2 separate regions of the Homo sapiens genome follow, and region 1 is linked to region 2. A link is a contact called in ENCODE Hi-C or POLR2A ChIA-PET data. All regions are on one chromosome and are shown on one strand. Each heading gives the region's core, a stretch centred on a gene start or an enhancer-like site at or near the end of the contact. The rest is flanking DNA. Distances are from core to core; before and after follow the strand shown. Region 1 overlaps WWC1 (WW and C2 domain containing 1). Region 2 has its middle 22 kb from the start of WWC1.

What was found. Hi-C counts contacts between places; a loop is a spot of excess contacts on that map. ChIA-PET counts read pairs that join two places held with the same protein, here RNA polymerase II (POLR2A). Pooled maps may share reads with other maps.
Region 1: a loop to region 2 is called in a map of PC-9, with 6 times the contacts of the local background. The contact joins two enhancer-like sites. A Hi-C loop is called at or near these places in 7 of 168 maps with a recorded cell type or tissue (Caco-2, Calu3, DLD1 and 4 more), 1 of 37 single-sample maps with no recorded cell type and 5 of 50 pooled maps. POLR2A ChIA-PET finds 5 or more read pairs at or near these places in 7 of 52 experiments (Caco-2, GM12878, Panc1 and 3 more).

The regions. Positions count from the first base shown.
Region 1 is chr5:168,314,903-168,317,727 of GRCh38, reverse strand. The region is part of intron 1 of WWC1 (WW and C2 domain containing 1); the gene reads right to left. Among named protein-coding and RNA genes, the nearest start is that of WWC1, 25 kb to the right of the region's middle. Within about 2 kb of position 1,269, at least 14 of the 41 ENCODE cell types and tissues checked have a DNase peak (open chromatin) inside an H3K27ac peak, as active enhancers do; they include PC-9, where a contact is called at or near this core.
Region 2 is chr5:168,267,635-168,270,922 of GRCh38, reverse strand. No RefSeq gene overlaps it. Among named protein-coding and RNA genes, the nearest start is that of WWC1, 22 kb to the left of the region's middle. Within about 2 kb of position 1,467, at least 5 of the 41 ENCODE cell types and tissues checked have a DNase peak (open chromatin) inside an H3K27ac peak, as active enhancers do; they include PC-9, where a contact is called at or near this core.

The sequences.
Region 1 (2,825 bases), core at 20-2,519, 47 kb before region 2:
CAGCCTTTTAATCTCTCCAGTAAGCTAGGATCCTGGGAATACTGAGGAGCAGGACTTCTTTCTCTCTGAAAAGGCCTCTGTGTTCACATTTCTCAATAGCTGTATATCCTAAGAGGGCAGGAGGCAATGGGGGAAATAGGACAGGATGCCTTGGTGGGGGAAGTCCTGGGTTCAGTGCCTGGGAACTGACAAGAAGCATGGGTCTGGAGAGTCATCGCAGCCCTGTCTACTCTGCACCCCACTACCATCCTGCCAACCCCTGGGCCACACCTCCCATCCTCACTGTCCAACAGAGCAGGATCTGTGGGATCTGGCTGCGAGCTCCAGGAAGGAGGCAGGACTTCCTCCAGTGCCTGAATTCCAGGCACTGCACCCCGGAGAGTGCGAGAGCTTAACTAATTCTCAAATCAGGACACACAGACAAACGCTCTGAGAAATGTCAGAGAACTCAAGGAGGGTGAGTGATGTCACATCAACACGCCAAATACCTTGAGACAATGCAGCACTGGCAGGCACTTGGCTGCGAAGTCAGAGAGCCCAGACTGAAACCCCAACCCTCTTGCCAACTTGCTGTGTGACCTCGGTAAGTTCCCTAACCTCTCTGGGCCACAGCTGCCTCATCTGGAAGGTGAGGACAAGTGAAAATGTAAATGTCTATAAAATCCCTCAGTACGTGGCAGCTATCACTACTGCCGGGTGAGGTTTCCACAGCATCTAACAAGATTTTTGAACTATATTGTCACTTTACTCTTTTTTGAATATGAAATCTTGACCAAATGATAACAATGTACTATTTTCTTCCTGGAGGCAAATCAAGTGTAATTTGGTGAGAAGGGAAGAGAAAGGGAATGGGTTCAGAAACAACATTCTCATAAAGAAAAAAGCACAAAAGAAACTCAGTAATTGCCAAAACCTTGTAATACCTGACTCCCTCATGGAATCCCAGCAAATTTCAGAAGGATTCGGATACAGCCCATGTTGAACTAAAGCTGGAGTCTCCCCTTGGACCAATTCAATTCCAGAAGCATTTGCTAGGGCCTGCTGTGCACTTAGCCCTCAGCTGCTCGGCCCTGCTGCCTACAACCCAGCCAGTCCTTTCTTTCTCTTCAAGTAACCAAGGGGTTCTTCACCTACTGCAGACGTAGAGGGCAGGCTGCCCTCACCTGGACCTCCTGGGCTGAGTCCCCTGAGGTCACAGCAGTCTGGGCTGACCCTAGAGTCTCGCTAGGTCAGGCCTCTCCTTTCCAAAGCCACCCTGCCCGGAGCCAGCCCCACAAAAACACCCCCAGCCCTCACATACATGCAGATAAGCGAGCCAGCTTCCAGGAGGCACCCTGGACTGGTAAAGCAGGTTTCTGGTGCTCAGCTTGTTAAGAATAAGGAAATGCATTTTGTTTTTCAGAGCCAGGTGATGGACAATGTCCTTTCGATCCCAGGCACCTGCTCTCCCTTCACTGATGCGATGAAGACAGCCTGTCTGGGGCTGCTGGTATCTTTGTTTGATTTCTGTTGGGTCAACAGTTACCAGTTTGGCAAATAGCAATTGCGAGCCTCACAGAGAAAATCGTGGTCGCAAATTCTGAGAAACGCTGAGGGGGAAGGACTCTTGGGAGTTTCATGGTCCAATAGTTCTATTCTTCAGCTTCTCCTGCCTGAAAAGAGGGGGGAGGCCTGAGCATTCTAGCTGTCCTGGGTTTGGGGTCAGCCCTGGGACTGGAAAACTGTTCTTTCATCTGTTTTTCTGTAGCAGGAAGAATGTCAAGCTATGGAGTCTCCCTGAAATACAGACAGGGATCTGAGCTTACACCAGGGACACCGCAGTCCCAAACAGGTGGGCTGTGCCTCCTGCCAGCCAGAGCCTTGGCCTCTTCTTGGGTCTGATGCTCGCCCTCTGGCCCCAGACTTGACCTAGGAGTTCAGACTCACCAGGAGAGGAGTCAGAAGGTGACAGCTTCTTAACGGGAAGCGACCATTCGTCACCCCTACTCTGTAGCCCTTCCGTTGCCGCTCAGCACCCTTCACTTGCACTGATTCCTTTCTTAGTACCAATTATAGGCAAAACTTTCTGCTGGGCCTGGAGAGACTGGGCAGGATGCTTCCCCATTCAGGGGAGCAGTCAGGCAGAAAGAAACTACTACTTTGTGGTAGATTCATATTAGGAGAAAACACAGTGGGCCCCTACACAAGATGGGACAAAGATGGCAAGGAAGGCTCCCAGGGAGAGGTGGCCCTTCAGCTGAAGTTCACCAGGTGGGGCAGCACAGGGAGGTAGTATCAGAGCGCAGCGGGCACACGGTGTTGACACAAAGGAACGATCAAGCAAAGGGGCAAAGAGAGTGAGAGGTTTTCGAGATTAAGGTGTATTAGAATCATCTGGGTAGCATATAAAAATGCAGTTCCCAGAAGCCCCACTGGGATTCTGATTCAGTAGGCTTAGGGTGGCGGCCCAGGAATCTGCATTTTACAAGCTCCTCTGGGGAGTCTAAAGCAGGAAGTCTGTGGACCACACTCTGAGAAAGCCTGCTTTGAAGGAATGGAAAAAAAAAAAAAAAGTTATTTGTGGCTTTGATGGAATATTGGTTTATTTTCCTGGAATGTTCCCAAAGGGACTTTGGACAGCTCACTAATGACTCGTTCTTCAGTCATGTTACACAGACATACATGCCAACGTCAAACAAACTGGAAATGAATCTGGGGGGTGTCAGCAGCCTCCCTCACACCAACGGACTGAGTGTCTTCTGAGACGGGCGGGGGAGTGTTATCTCAGGAATGTGTTGGGGCAAGGTCCGTGCTTCCGATAAAATGCTGTGCACAGGTGAGCCAGG
Region 2 (3,288 bases), core at 218-2,717:
TTGAAGCCAGTCCTGCCTTTGGATATTCTGGTTTTTGCTTTGTGTTAGGGTTCTGTCACTTACCCCTGCACCTCTCCTGATTAATACAGAGATGCTGCTTGGGGGCAGAAGCCAGCTTGTGTTCACTTTCTCCATCTTCATTGCAGCATTCTACGTAATAGATGTTTCCTAAATGTTCACTGGTTGACTAATAGCTAGTGGGGCAGATTCCTTCTGGCCAAAGGCTCTAGCCTGAGAACAAAATCTATATGTATGTGGCCGAGATAAGACCAAGATAAGGGATTGTTGAGGGAGTGGCCTGGGAATGGAAACAGCCAGAGAGCTGACTGAGAACCGAAGATTCCCAGCCACCTGGGAGGGGCCTGTTCCTGATCTGTGGTGTGTCCTCTCTAAGGCTCAATTTTCACACTGTTTCACAGAGTGGCTGGGAAGTTCAAATAACAGCAATTAATTTGGATAGAAGCGTTTTATGAATGCATGAGTGTAAGGACATCCCTTTTACTGCCCCTGGAATTGGGCTCAGTTCAGGGACACTGATCATCTCTGGAAGAGTGGCTACTGGGTAGACTGTCCCTAAGAGGGTATAGGCTTTGCTTCTTCTGTCCTCTCTTCCCTGGAGCCTTCTAGAAGAGCAAGTCCCCAGGGCTTTACGCAGCTCTTGAAGTGGGAGGATGGGGTGGGTGGAGCTCCTTACTCTTGAACAGGTCAAGCTTCAGGCTGGGATCACACTTCAGCTCTCACTGAAGGCTGAGAATAAGAAAAGTTAGTTGCCAATCAGTAGACATCCCCTTGAGGGAGGCTGAGTGTTTACAACAGCAACCCTGCCAGATGGCAGTATCATCTCCACTACACAGGGGAGGAAACCCAGGCTTCGGAGGTTAGATAAGAAGCCCAGGCTTAGCTAGAAAGGTGTGGTTGGGAGTGAAAGTGAAGGATTTTTTTTGTTTGTTTTGCTTTTTTTTTTAATCTAAAGACGATAACCCCCAAATTCCACAATTTTCCTTTAATAATAGCTTACCATTTAATATGCATTTGTTAAATGCTGGGCCCTTGCCAAGGACTTTACATATATTGTTTTTATTAGGCTTTCCAAATAATCCCATACAGCAGTTATTTTTATCCCTATTTTACAAATGGGAAAGGTGAGGCTCAGGAAGTCCAGGTGGAAATGTACTCAGTGGGCAAATGGTGGAGGCAGGCTCGCAGTCCAGTCTGGCTGGTCCCAGGACTGGTCTTCTTTGGAATCTTTTTCCTGGAACCGATTCCACGGGCCTCTTTCAGGAGTCCAGGGCTCTCCTCGCAGTCTCTGGCTGCTCGGCGACTTCCCTAAATCCCTTTGAGGCGCCGGGCCCACCTCCAAGCAGATTTCATGGGAAAGGCTGCCACCTCGTGGCCAGATGGCAAACCCAACATTTGCCGGGAGGAGGCGAGGGCTGGTGAGGGAGGGGCTTTGTGGAGCAGCTGGTGCAGCCTTGCTTTCCGAGGGCGGCGTGCAGCCACAGTGCCCGCTGCGGGTGCTGGGGAATGGCGCCTTACAGGCTGCCCACCTGCCTCCTCAGGGTGGAAGGCGGGGCTTGGGTGTGAGCGTGCTGAATCAGAACTTTCCTGGAAAGTCGCCACTTGGTGTGGTCAGAGGATCACTGAAGTAAGTAAGTAATCAGAATATCCCTTCTCCCTAATTGTTTCACCTGGCTGGTCGTGGAGGAGGGAGAGGCGAAGGAGAAGGAATGGTGCATGCACTGGAGAGAGGATCCTTGGCCGGGATCTGTTCTCGGTGTTCCACCCCGTATAGACCCTGTCCCCAACTCTGGGCAAGTTACAGAACCTCGTCCTCATTTCCCAAATCTGAGCCGGTTTGAGGAGCGCTCCCTCTGTTCTGACCGCCCCAGCCTTCCTTCAAGCCCTCATCCAGACTGTTGCAGATTCTCCCGGGCTCTGGGCCTTCTGCCACTCTTCTCTCTCCACTTTGCAAACCCAAAGATTCCCTAATCGTGTTTCTCCCTATGTACAAGAGTCACACTGATGTCCCTCATGACCTGGCAGGAGAATACCCAGCTTCTTAGCCTGACTGTTATTCCTGCCTCCTTCCCTCCAACAAACCTCATCTCTGGCTGTGCCCTTCCCGCTGAGCTCCAATCCCCTGCTCCTCATTTCGGGCTGCAGGTGAAACTCACCTACCCACGATCAGACCTTTCTTCCAGAGGTCCTGATCTAATTGGCCTGGGACCCGTGTCTAGCGCGCTCGCCGGTGGTTCTAATCCTTAGCACCTGCCCCGGCCTCTCTGAACTTCTCACCTGTCTCTTTGCATATTTCTTCTCCTTCCTGCTACCCCCTCCTGCCTTGTCTGTCTTGCATTCTCTTACTTGCCAGTGCCCAGCTCAAATGCTTGTGGAGGCTGGGCACGGTGGCTCATGTCTGTAATCCCAGCACTTTGGGAGGCTGAGGCAGGTGGATCACCTGAGGTCAAGAGTTCGAGACCAGCCTGGCCAGCATGGTGAAACCCCATCTCTACTAAAAATACAAAAATTAGCCGGGCGTGGTGGTGGGCATCTGTAATCTTAGCTACTTGTGAGGCTGAGGCAGGAGAATCACTTGAACCTGGGAGGTGGAGGTTGCAGTGAGCCGAGATTGCACCATCGCACTCCAGCCTGGGCAACAGAGCAAGACTCTGTCTCAAAAAAAAAAAAAAAAAAAAAAACAACAAAACTTGTGGAGAGAACTCATACTCCTGTCCTCTGGACATCATGTGTTTGCTCATCACTTGTGTGCCAGCCCTGAGCCTACTGTGCTGTAGTGATTGATTGGCTTGTGAGTTTGTCTCACACTTTAGACCATGTTTTATTTATCTTTGTCTTCCCAGCTTCTGACAGTGCCAGGGACAAAATTGTGCTTGGTGACTCTGAAAGTAGAATGCCTGAACAGATGTCCCTTGTTCACATGGCTAGTCTTCACATGGCTGAGACCCTCCACTTTCCAGATGTCACCCTTTCTGAAAAGCCCTTGAAGCCATGAAGAAGGTCCACACACTGAAAGTACTTGTTCAAGTTACCCAGGCCCAGGAGAGGGGAGAAGCTGAGATTGCTCTTGAGGACATGAGATTTGAGGGAAGATCTTTCTCCATCTTCCCAGCTCCCGCATACAAATCTCTCCCCCTGTGAAAATTGTTATGCTTCAATTTCTACTCTTAGAAAAATCAGTGTTTGGAAGAAAGTTTCTAAAATAATAAAAATGAGGTTGGGCACGGTGACTCACGCCTGTAATCCCAGCACTTTGGGAGACCAAGGTGG